2 separate regions of the Mus musculus genome follow, and region 1 is linked to region 2. Evidence: chromatin loops called from intact Hi-C (ENCODE). Cell type or tissue: left cerebral cortex. All regions are shown on one strand. Links, peaks and the distances in the headings refer to the core of each region. The heading gives the core; the rest is flanking DNA.

Evidence for each region. Hi-C counts contacts between places; a loop is a spot of excess contacts. Peaks named below come from ENCODE experiments on the same cell type or tissue, not always from the same donor. Only the 100,000 strongest peaks of a DNase experiment are listed, where the experiment ranks them.
Region 1: a loop joins it to region 2, with 5 times the contacts of the local background. A loop is called at or near these places in 2 of 42 quality-filtered maps.

What each region holds. Positions count from the first base shown.
Region 1 is chr1:140,432,526-140,437,915 of GRCm38, forward strand. All of the region lies in intron 12 of Kcnt2 (potassium channel, subfamily T, member 2), which reads left to right. Among named protein-coding and RNA genes, the nearest start is that of Kcnt2, 190 kb to the left of the region's middle. In left cerebral cortex, for the core only: no CTCF peak of the experiment used is centred there; a DNase peak (open chromatin) is centred at 2,454; H3K27ac peaks cover 384 bases.
Region 2 is chr1:140,487,491-140,492,880 of GRCm38, forward strand. The region is part of intron 14 of Kcnt2 (potassium channel, subfamily T, member 2); the gene reads left to right. Among named protein-coding and RNA genes, the nearest start is that of 4930590L20Rik, 170 kb to the right of the region's middle. In left cerebral cortex, for the core only: no CTCF peak of the experiment used is centred there; DNase peaks (open chromatin) are centred at 2,518, 2,940, 4,081 and 4,907; H3K27ac peaks cover 2,129 bases.

The DNA of each region.
Region 1 (5,390 bases), core at 101-5,100, 55 kb before region 2:
GTATCCCAAGTTGGGCCAGTCACTGGACTACCTTTTCCTCAGTTTCTTCTCCATTTTTGTCCCTGCAGTTCTTTCAGACAGGAATTGATGCCCTGTCCTTCAACTGGAGAGGGACTCTACAAGTTCCCTCTTCCCACTGTTTTTCATTTCATCTAAGGTCCGAGTCAAGGTCCCTGGTACATTCTACAGGGTACCCCCACATCCCAACTCCCAAGGTTGCATATGTCTATTCATTCTGCTGGTCCTCAGGACTTCTCTTCTGTTGCTCCTCCCACTAACACCTGATCATGTTCCCCCTTTTCCTGCACTCTCCCCTATTCAACTCAGCTCCCTCCCTCTGCCTCCAGTGATTGCTTTCTTCTCCCTCCCAAGTGGGATTGAAGCATCCTGACTTGGGCCCTTCTGTTTGTTAACCTTCTTGAGTTCTGTGGATTGTATCCTAGGTATTCTGTACTTTTTGGCTAATATCCACCTATTAGTGAGTACATACTATTTATGTCCTTTTGCATCTGAGTTACCTCACTCAGGATGATATTTTCTAGTTCCATCCATTTGCCTGCAAAACTCCTCGTTCTTAATAGCTGAGTAGTATTCCATTGTGTAATTGAACCACATTTTCTGTATCCATTTTTCTGTTGTGGGACATCTAAGTTGTTTCCAGCTTCTGGCTATTATAAATAAGGCTGCTATGAACATAGTGGAACAGATGTTCTTGTGGTATGGTGGGACATTTCAGAAGAAATATAGCTGGGTCTTCAGAACTATTTCCTATTTTTTGAGGAACTGCCAGATTGATTTCCAAGTGGTTGTACCAGATTTCAATCCCACAAGCAATGGAGGAGTGTTCCTATTTCTTTCTTTCTTTCTTTCTTTCTTTCTTTTTATTTTATTTTATTTTTTTATTTTTGTTTTGTTTTGTTTGGTTTGGTTTGGTTTGGTTTGGTTTGGTTTGGTTTGGTTTGGTTTGGTTTGGTTTGGTTTTTTGAGACAGGGTTTCTCTGTATAGCCCTGGCTGTCCTGGAACTCACTTTGTAGACCAGGCTGGCCTCAAACTCAGAAATTCGCCTGCCTCTGCCTCCTGAGTGCTGGGATTAAAGGCGTGTGCCTGGCTTCCTCTTTCTTCACATCCTTGCCAGCATGTGCTGTTGTTTGAGGTTTTGATCTTCACCACACTGACTGGTGTAAGGTGGTATGTCAGAGCTTTTTTTTTTTTTTTTAATTTGCATTTCTCTGATGACTAAGGATTTTGAACATTTCTTTAAGTGCTTCTCAGTCATTCAGAATTCCTCTGTTGTGAATTCTCTGTTTAGCTCTCTATGCCATTTTTGATTAGGTTGTTTCATTTCTTTTGGAAATTAGCTTCTTGAGTTCTTTATATATTTTAGATATTACCCCTTTATAGGATAAGAGATTAGAGACGATTTTTTTTCACTACCCACCTCAAAGGTTTACGTTCCTGAATGAAAGGCACAAACACACACACACACACACACACACACACACACACACACCACAGCCTTTAATATATTGATATGCCTTATTGTAGACAATAGCTGCCTAGTCTCCACAAGGCACAAGGTTAATCCACTTCCTGACAATAATCCCGAGTTATTACTTACTAAACTTTATATTCTATTTTGGCTGCTCTGGACTCAGAGGGCTGCTCAACTAGGCTGTGCTCTGGGCTGCACTCCCCCATCTCCTTCACATGGTGGCCAAGACTCTCTGTTCTGCACTCTTCTAAGGCATGGCATCTCTCCTCTCATTTACACTCTCCCCTCATGGCAGATCCCTGTTTCCTTTCTCCATATCCTTCTTCTGATCCCAAACATTGGAGTCCTAAGTTCCTGACTCTCTCTGCACTGCTCAACCATTATCTGTAAGCATCTTTATTTACCAGTCAGAACCAACTGGGGACAAGGCCCCTCAGTTTTGTAAGTGTGGACTCTCTGACAAGGTTTTCTACCCACTACAAAGGTTTTCTAAATAGTTTGGCATAGAAATGCTTCAATAAGATCTGATAAAGCAATGAATTCGAAATGAACATAATCTTTATTTTCTCTGATTGTTTTACATGTTGCTGTCAATCCTGTGCCCTACATACGGCTTCTTGATTTAATAGGTTTTATACTATTTTATACTGAGAGCAGGAACATAATTACATGCAGAAATAAATATATATCTATGAGAGTTAACTTTACAACATGAGTTTGGGAAGCTTTCATTGAAATAAATGTAAACTATTTCCTCCCAATTTTAGTAAATTGACAAGAAGTTAATAAAAGTACCTAGGAAGACGAAAGGTTAAGGAGATGAGACAAAAGTAGTAGAATTCTGAAAGGCACAAAGCAAGTAGATGAATGGCAACTGACTCATCCAGAAGGAAGTTAAAATTTAGGTTGAGAGAGGAAATCACAAGCAGTCTGCTGTTGGCAAGGGAAGCTCAGAGGCAGCAGCAAGGAAGGGGACAGATGTTGCTTAAAGTAGAGATCCTTCTAGGACTTATTCAAAGTCAGAGCAAGGAGTGGATTCCCTGAATCTCTCCACATTTGCATTGCTGATTTCTTTCTGAAACCTAGAAGAGCCATTCTATTTGGGCAATTCGTTCCTTGAATCCTCTACTTTCTAAGTCAGAAAGTAAATTTGAGGGGCCTGGATGCATACCATATCTCTCAGAACAAATTGTCGATATCTTTAATATGCATCTTTCAATGTCTTGAGAAAATGGTCATTAGAAGAGAATGTGGTGTATGCAGGTGTGTGTGTGATTACATAGGCATACATTTTTGTATTTAGATGAGTATACAAACTTAGACTTCTCTGGTGTAATATGTAATCACCATATAGAGGACCATATATACTACAACCCAACTAGAATCCACTCTTGTTTCAGGATGTTTCAGTCATAAATACATTTCAGTCCATCATTTATTCAGTCAATAGGCATCAGTGGACATTTTTGGGGATTACTAAGAATGCAACAATGAAAAAGAGAGTGAATAAACACAAAATTCACCCCAAGTAGAAAGGAGAAATCTGGAGAAGAAGAACAAGCATGCTATAAATGTGGATGAAGAAATCAGTTTTACAATATCAATTCAGAGGATCTTGTCATTCAATAAACATCTTGAGTGTAATGTGAGATCATGCTGTATACATCAAACAATAATAATAGAATACAAAACAGAACAAAACAATCAAAAAAAAAACTCATACAGGAATTATAAAGCAGATTCTGGAAATAACTCAGGGAAAATTCAGTAAGAGGCCTGGAAGATAAACTCCAGGCTCTGAACTGAAGAAAAATAAACCACAGGATAAAACTAATTCAGTATTAAGTGGATTAGAAAATATCTACATATTAAGAGGTGAAGAGAAGGGGACTGAGGACCAGTTTTCTGAGTGAATCCCATCAAAAGTAGAAAATATCATTTCAATCTAATCAAATTTTGTGGCTAAACCTCTCCAGTATGTAACACTTGCTTTGTGCAACATAATGGATCTGAAATGACAAAACTTGCATTGGAAGTAGATAGGCAATACAGGGAGCAAAACTGACATGAGGAATATTGATCAGAGAAACTGAAGAAGAAACAGAAATTAATTAATTTATTAATAAAAATTGAGAATATAAAGCTAATATACCTTTGATTTGAGTGGTTTGCTTTAATGATGTACTCGTGTTCATACCAGTATTATGTAATGAAATGACAGCAAACAAAGATAATTTGAAATTTAAAAATATATATGTACATATATATACATATATATGTACAAACATATATACGGATATATATACATCTATATACACACATATACATATTTATTCATCTGTATCTATATATCTCTCTATATATAGCTTTCTCACTCTCATATATATATATATACATATATTATAACTATATAATATATATTATATTATATTTTACACACACACACACACACACACACACACACACACACACATATATATATATATATATATATATATATATATATATATATATATATATATATATATTTTCTTCCAGGAGGCTAGAACTACAAAACACAATTCTTTTCAAATTCCTAGATTTTTTTTTTTACACTTATATTCTAGTAATCTTTTTCTCAGAAAGGAAAACAAAGAAGGTCAAGAAACATTACTGGGTATTGAATAATTTTCAAACAGCAAACAACTCTTAGGTAAGATATGAAAAGGTTTATCAAAATCTAAGTGTGATTAAAGCAAAGGTGAACAATGATACCCAACAGTAGTCAACAACATAAAAGCTCTTTCCCGTTACTAGGAAAGTGAGTCTGGAGCCAACAGCAGTGTCTGTTCGGAGAGTCACCTCATGGCACATGTAGGGCTGCCCATGAACAGTCCTGAATTTTCTGTTCTTTGATGTGGGTGAATATATTAGAAACAAATTTCTGCTTGACAATGGTGAGCACAGAACATGACCTCTTCACACTGACAAGTTGATGCTCTTACCTCTACTATGTCACAGTTGACGTTTATTTAACCATGGAGTCTGAAAATAGAAAATAATATTAAAATGATACAATTAATGTAATCCCTCAATTTGAATTGTCACAACAAGGACCATAGGGCAGCATTGTGTGGAGCCAGCCAAAGCAGGTATCTGAAAGGGAAATCCATCACTTCGGCACCTCATTCTGGACTGTGGCCTCCTAAACTGTCCAAAGTAAAGTCCTCTGGTTTATAAACCACACAAGTCTTGGCCACTTTCTATTGACTGTCTAAATATAGACTATATACGTTGCATCAGTATTGGAAAACAAATGCCTAGAGTACAGTATTGTCTCAAGAGAATATGATCTATTACAGATGGACTTGTAACCGTGATGCTCCCCCTCCCTTATCAAAAGCAGTCATCAGCATTATGGATGCTCAATAGCAATCACTTCTCAAATAATTTTGAACTCTTGTCCAAAGATGTGGAGCATGGGAGGTAGACATGAGGTCAGTTAAGGGAAAAGAAAGCAATACTTTTCTGTTATGGGAGGGCAATAAGTAACATTTTTAAAGAAAAATATCAAGTAATAATAACTAATACTGTCAAATTTGAAAATAAGGCAACAATAAGAAAATAATCTGTGTTTGGGCTTCAAAGCAAATGTTTTATACAATAAGATGAAAAAGGAGGCTCCCCCTATATTTTATAGACATTATAGAAATGGTATCTTTTTCAAATGCATATGCATGTAGCTTTTAAGTGTCTTTATAACTACATAGGATACAGAAGGTGATTTTGCTTTGGCAAAAAACTCATCCTATGATGATCATTTTGTGTGGAGGAAAAAAAAGCGTTCTGTCCCTTTTTAATTAGTTTTATATAATCCTTAAAAGACCAGTCAGACAAGGGATGAATTTTCAGTGGAAC
Region 2 (5,390 bases), core at 62-5,061:
GCTGCAGTTGCTGGGGGCCTTGTTTCATCCGGTATATGCGCTATGGTTGGTGGCTCAGTCAGTGAGAGCTCCCAAGGGTCCAGGTTAATTGATTCTGGTGGTCTTCCTGTGGAGTTGTTATCCACTTTGGGACCTTCTTTCCTTACCTCTTCCAAAAGAGTCATCAAGGTCCATCCAATGTTTGGCTGTAAGTCTCAGCTTCTATTTCAGTCACCTGCTGGGAAGATCCTCTTGGAAGACAGTTATACTAGATTCCTATCTATCTGCATGAATAAGAGAGTATCATTAATAGTGCCAGCGATTGGTGCTAGCTCATGGGATAGGTCTCAAGTTTAGCTGGTCATTGGCTGGCCATTCCCTCAGTGTTTGCTCCATCTTTGTCTCTGCATTTCTTGTAGACAGGATAGAATTTGTACTCAAAAATTTTGTCGGTGAGTTGGTGTCCTTATCCCTCCACTGAAGATCCTGCCTGGATACAGGAGATAGCCTCTTCAGGTTCCATATTCCCATTTCTATGAGTCTTTCCATCCCAGCTTTATAGCACATCCTAGAAATGTCCCACACTACCCAACCCCCCACCAGCTTCATATTTGCGTTCATTCTCTTGGTTCTCTGGTTATCTCTTCTGTCTCTCCCCACAGCTGACCCTGAACACCTCCTCATTCCCTTTCCCATCCCCCCACACCCACTACCCTCCCTTCTATGATTACTGTATCCCCCTTCTAAGTGAGATTCAAGCATCCTTGCTTGGGCCTTCCTTCTTGTTTATCTGCTTTGGATCTGCTGAGTGTATCATGGGTATCCTGCAGTTTATGCTTAATATGGGGATATCTTAATTAAGGAGTGTTGTAGGAAAAATAGAACGAAAGCCTAGTAACTCTGATGGCAGAAAACAAGGACTTGTGTTGTGTAAATACCAAGAAAATGGCACAAGGTCCAAATTAATAGCTTCCCTGATGGTGCTAAAAATTAAGTAACAAAATTATTTTAACCTGTGAAATAAAATAAATACCAGGAATCCACATGGAAACATAAAAAAGTTAATGGATAAAGGAAACTTAAAACTTTCTTCTCTCTTTTTTTTTTTTTAGATATTTTCTTTATTTACATTTCAAATGTTATGTCCTTTCCTGGTCTCCTATCCAAAAACTCCCTATCCCATCCTCCCACCCTTGCTCACCAACCCAACAACTCCTGCTTCCCTGTCCTCGCATTCTTCTACGCTTGGGCATCAAGCCTTCTCAGGACCAAGGGCTTCTCCTCCCATTGATAAACATCAAAGCCATTCTCTGCTAAATATGTAGCTGAAGCCCCGGGTCCCTCCATGTATATGCTAGTTGGTGGTTTAGTCACTGGGAGCTCTGGAATACTGGTTGGTTCATACTCTTGTTCCTCCTATGGGGCTGCGAGCCCCTTCAGTTCCTTCGGTCCTTTCTCTAGCTCCTCCATTGGGAATGACACCCTTTACAATAGTCACAAACAATATAGACTATCTTGGTGTGACTCTAACCAAACAAGTGAAAGATCTGAATGACAATAACTTCAAGTCTCTGAAAAAGTAAAACTCTCTTTCTAAAAATCTCCAATACTAAATCTAGAAGTCATGAAACTACAATAAGAAAATATATAAATATTGCTCTTCTGCCAATCAGTGCTAATGAGAGTGGGTAAAAAACTAGAGGAGAAACAGAACTGCATTCTTGACATACCTTTCCCAGATATTTATTAGCTGCAATTTAAAACTTGTAACTTTACAAGAAAACCCTGACAAACATACCCTAAGCTAGGAAATGCTAGAAATAGCCTCAAGGAAAATACCTAAAATATATCACAGACGTTCACAGAATGCATGAAGGACCCATCTTAGTTTCTTTAATTTTTCTGCAAGCATTTTCCTATTATGAATAAACAGAAAAAAAGATACATAGAAAGTATGAGCAGAATCCCATGTTTATAGACTTTAAAAATGTCACAGTAGTAGAAAAAAAGAAAGGGTGGTTATATTTCATCACCTGGTGCAGGTTAACTTGGAAGGGTTTTAAAGGTTTACAATCTGTGTGGTCGGGGAGAGTTCACTCAGAAAAATCTTTAAGAAAGCATTCATTTGTAGAAAATATACACTAAGGCAAATGGTGGCAAAGATGCTTGCTATGCCCTAGTGCTCGGAGACTTTGTGCTACATGGGGCAGAGCCTGCCCCTTTTCTCTACTTAGGAAGTAGGTTAATGACCTCAAGTGAGACATTAGCCATAAGCCAATCCCTGGGCATATTACCCAAGCACCCACACATTCACTATGTTCAAACACCCATGAGAAAAAAAAAAGGAGAATCCAGTGTTTTGGCTCCAGGAAAAGGCCCAAGGAAACCCACCAGGGAGTGAAGAAAAGAAAGAGGGAAATGAGAAATGTAGACGATGAGTGAGCAGCTTTATCTTTCCCTGAGCTTGTTGCAGAGAGCCCAGGGAATCAGCTGCCATGTGGGTGGAAGAGAAAGTTTCTCAAAAGTAATAGGGATTATAATTACCATCCTGGCTGCCAGAAAGGAAAGGAGGAAAAGGGTGGGAGATAATGCTCACAGGGACTATTTTTAGCTCCATAGGAAGGTTCACACTCAAAACTGTGACAGAAGACTACATTTTGAAATCTGGAAAATCTAGTTCACTGTTTAGAATAGCGTGCCAGTGACTGCAAGGGGTACTGTGACTTAACTTTAAAAGTCTCATTCTCTCTCTCTCTCTCTCTCTCTCTCTCTCTCTCTCTCTTTCTCTCTTTCTCTCTCTCTCTTTCTCTCACACACACATACATAGACTCTCACTCTGCCTATCTCTGTCTCTATCTCTTTGACACACACACACACACACACAAACACACACACACACACTCACATAGACATAACAAGTTTTGAATATGTTAGCTAATCTAAATCAGCATATACAAGTTGAACTTTATTTACTAGCTATGTGCCTAAGCTGCAAGAGTCACTGCTCAGCATGCATGGACAACTGGGCTCTATCCACTGCACATCACATTACAAATGAACAGGTCTTTTATTGGTGCACATCTATAATCCCAATATTTGTGTGGTAGATGTAGGAAGATCAATTGTTTAAGGCCATCTGTAGCTACATAAGTTTGAATCTAGCCTTGGCAACATGAGGTCTTTTTTTTTTTTTCAAAATAATGATGTGACATATCTTTAAAAATGATCTGATTCTCTAATCCCACCCATATATTTTGATGTGATTTTCTGAGGGTTCCATCATGTATCTTTCTTCCTATGACTTTGCTTCACATCACTTCCAGCATGCTGAACTTCAGCTGCAACAAAGTGAAGAAATATCCCTTTTCAATGACTATGACTTATGATTAATTATCCACTGCTTCATTTTGACCCCCTGTCCAACTCAGATAGAGTGTAGTTTTCCAGTACTCAACAGGAGCTCAGTGGCTAACACTTACTATTAGACCCAGTTTTATACTTAGAACCCCACAGAACTTGTTAATGACCTAAATGGGCTCTACCTGCTTATTCAACTTCGACAGCCTGTTCTGTTGGATGACATTTAGGCCATAAACATATTCTCATTTACAGGTTCAGGAGAATTTATAGGTAATTTTGGTATCAAACTTTCTGTCTCTCTGTCTCTCTCTTTCATTCCTCTTCTTGTGTGTTCAGTGTCTCTCTCTCTGTTTCTCTCTGTCTCTGTCTCTCTTTGTCTCTCTGTCCCTCTGTCTCTCTGTCTCTCTGTCTCTGTCTCTGTCTCTGTCTCTGTCTCTGTCTCTCTCTCTCTCTCTCTCTCTCTCTCTCTCTGTGTGTGTGTGTGTATGTATGTATGTATGTATTGTGACCATCACTGGCCACTAAAAATAATAACAAAACATGTTATTCAAGTAATACAAACGCCTGGAGACTGTAAATAGAGGAAATTCATTTATTTAAAGTTCTTGAAGCCAGAAGGCCAATCAGTGCTCCGTCTCCTTGATTGCCTTTTTCTAGCTCCTCAGATGGTGTCTCCTCAATGAGCCCACACCTCTGCTGTTTTTTGTGTGCCCACATTTCACCTTCTTCTAAGAACACATGTCAACTTGGATTAGGACTCCTTGCAACAGTCCCAGTTTATTGAAAACACCTCCTCAAAGGCTTGATTGCCAAATGCAGCCATGTCCCAAGCTACTAGGAATCAAGCTTGGACATGTGGATTGAAGGGAGTGCACTGTTTGGCTCCTAACATGGTCAGGGGGTGTGAGTGTGGTGGGTTCTTTGGGATTCCATCCACAAACTGTTCTTGTTTTCTGGGGTGTATCCAGTTCCAAACACTCCCACAGAAATGTGATCCTTTGATCACAAAAGTTAAGAAACACAATAGTTTCTGTTTGTGCCTGGTGGGTTTTTTTATCCATTTCTTTCATAACATAAAGAAGTATTCAGTTGTGGTGGTACATACCTGCAATCCTGATGCTTGCAGGCATAGGCAGGGTGATCTGGAACAGGAAGGAACAATCCATATTACTGGGAATGCTAAATATATCCTGCGCTAAAAAAGGCTCTGTCTCAAAACCAACAAATAAAAACAACTATAATAAGAACTTCAAGAGTGGAACTCTAAATGAAGAAAGGGGAAGTGATGTGTTCTTTAAACATGCTGAAAATTTCTTTTATATGGGCTAATGTATAATGAGAGTTTGCACAGAATGGCATTTTATTTTAGGTCTCTCTCAGTCCACGTGTTTACTTGAGATTTTCTTAAGTACACTAATAAAGAATTAACTGGAGGCCTCCTGTGGAACACATTTTGAGAAATCTGTGTAGAGTAGTGGCCTTGCAGTCCTCTGCTTGGGGAGCCTCTAATAGCTTAACATTCATCGTCAAATGAGATTGAAACATTTCCATTTTATGTCTTTATGGCATTCTGTGCATGAGTCCTGGCTTATTTTTACCTCCTTATCTCCCATGGTTCTCTTGTGTATAGCACTTTCTCCAAATAACATATACTAAATATACTTTGTAGTTTCCGCCTTCTGTATCTTTTTTAAATGTGGTTCCCTATGCCTTAAATTCACTCTTTCTCCCTTCCTGGAAGATTTTGTTATATCAAAGGTTCTTTCTCCTTATGGATGTTTCTAAACTTTCTAATTTGATGTGATTTATTCTCTTTAAACTTGCAATGAATTTTGTTATGTTTGACCAATATATATGTATTATGCCCTTGTGCACAGGTCTTTATGTTCCTGCCTCCTTGATTATAAAATAATTCAAATAGAGGTTTTTACTTAGACATTTTATATCTCTGGAAAGTTCTTTTGTACAACATAAGTGTTCATTAGGCATTAATTGAATGAGTGCCATAAAGAATATGCTTAATTAGTCCTCTGAATCCTGGTATTTTGTGA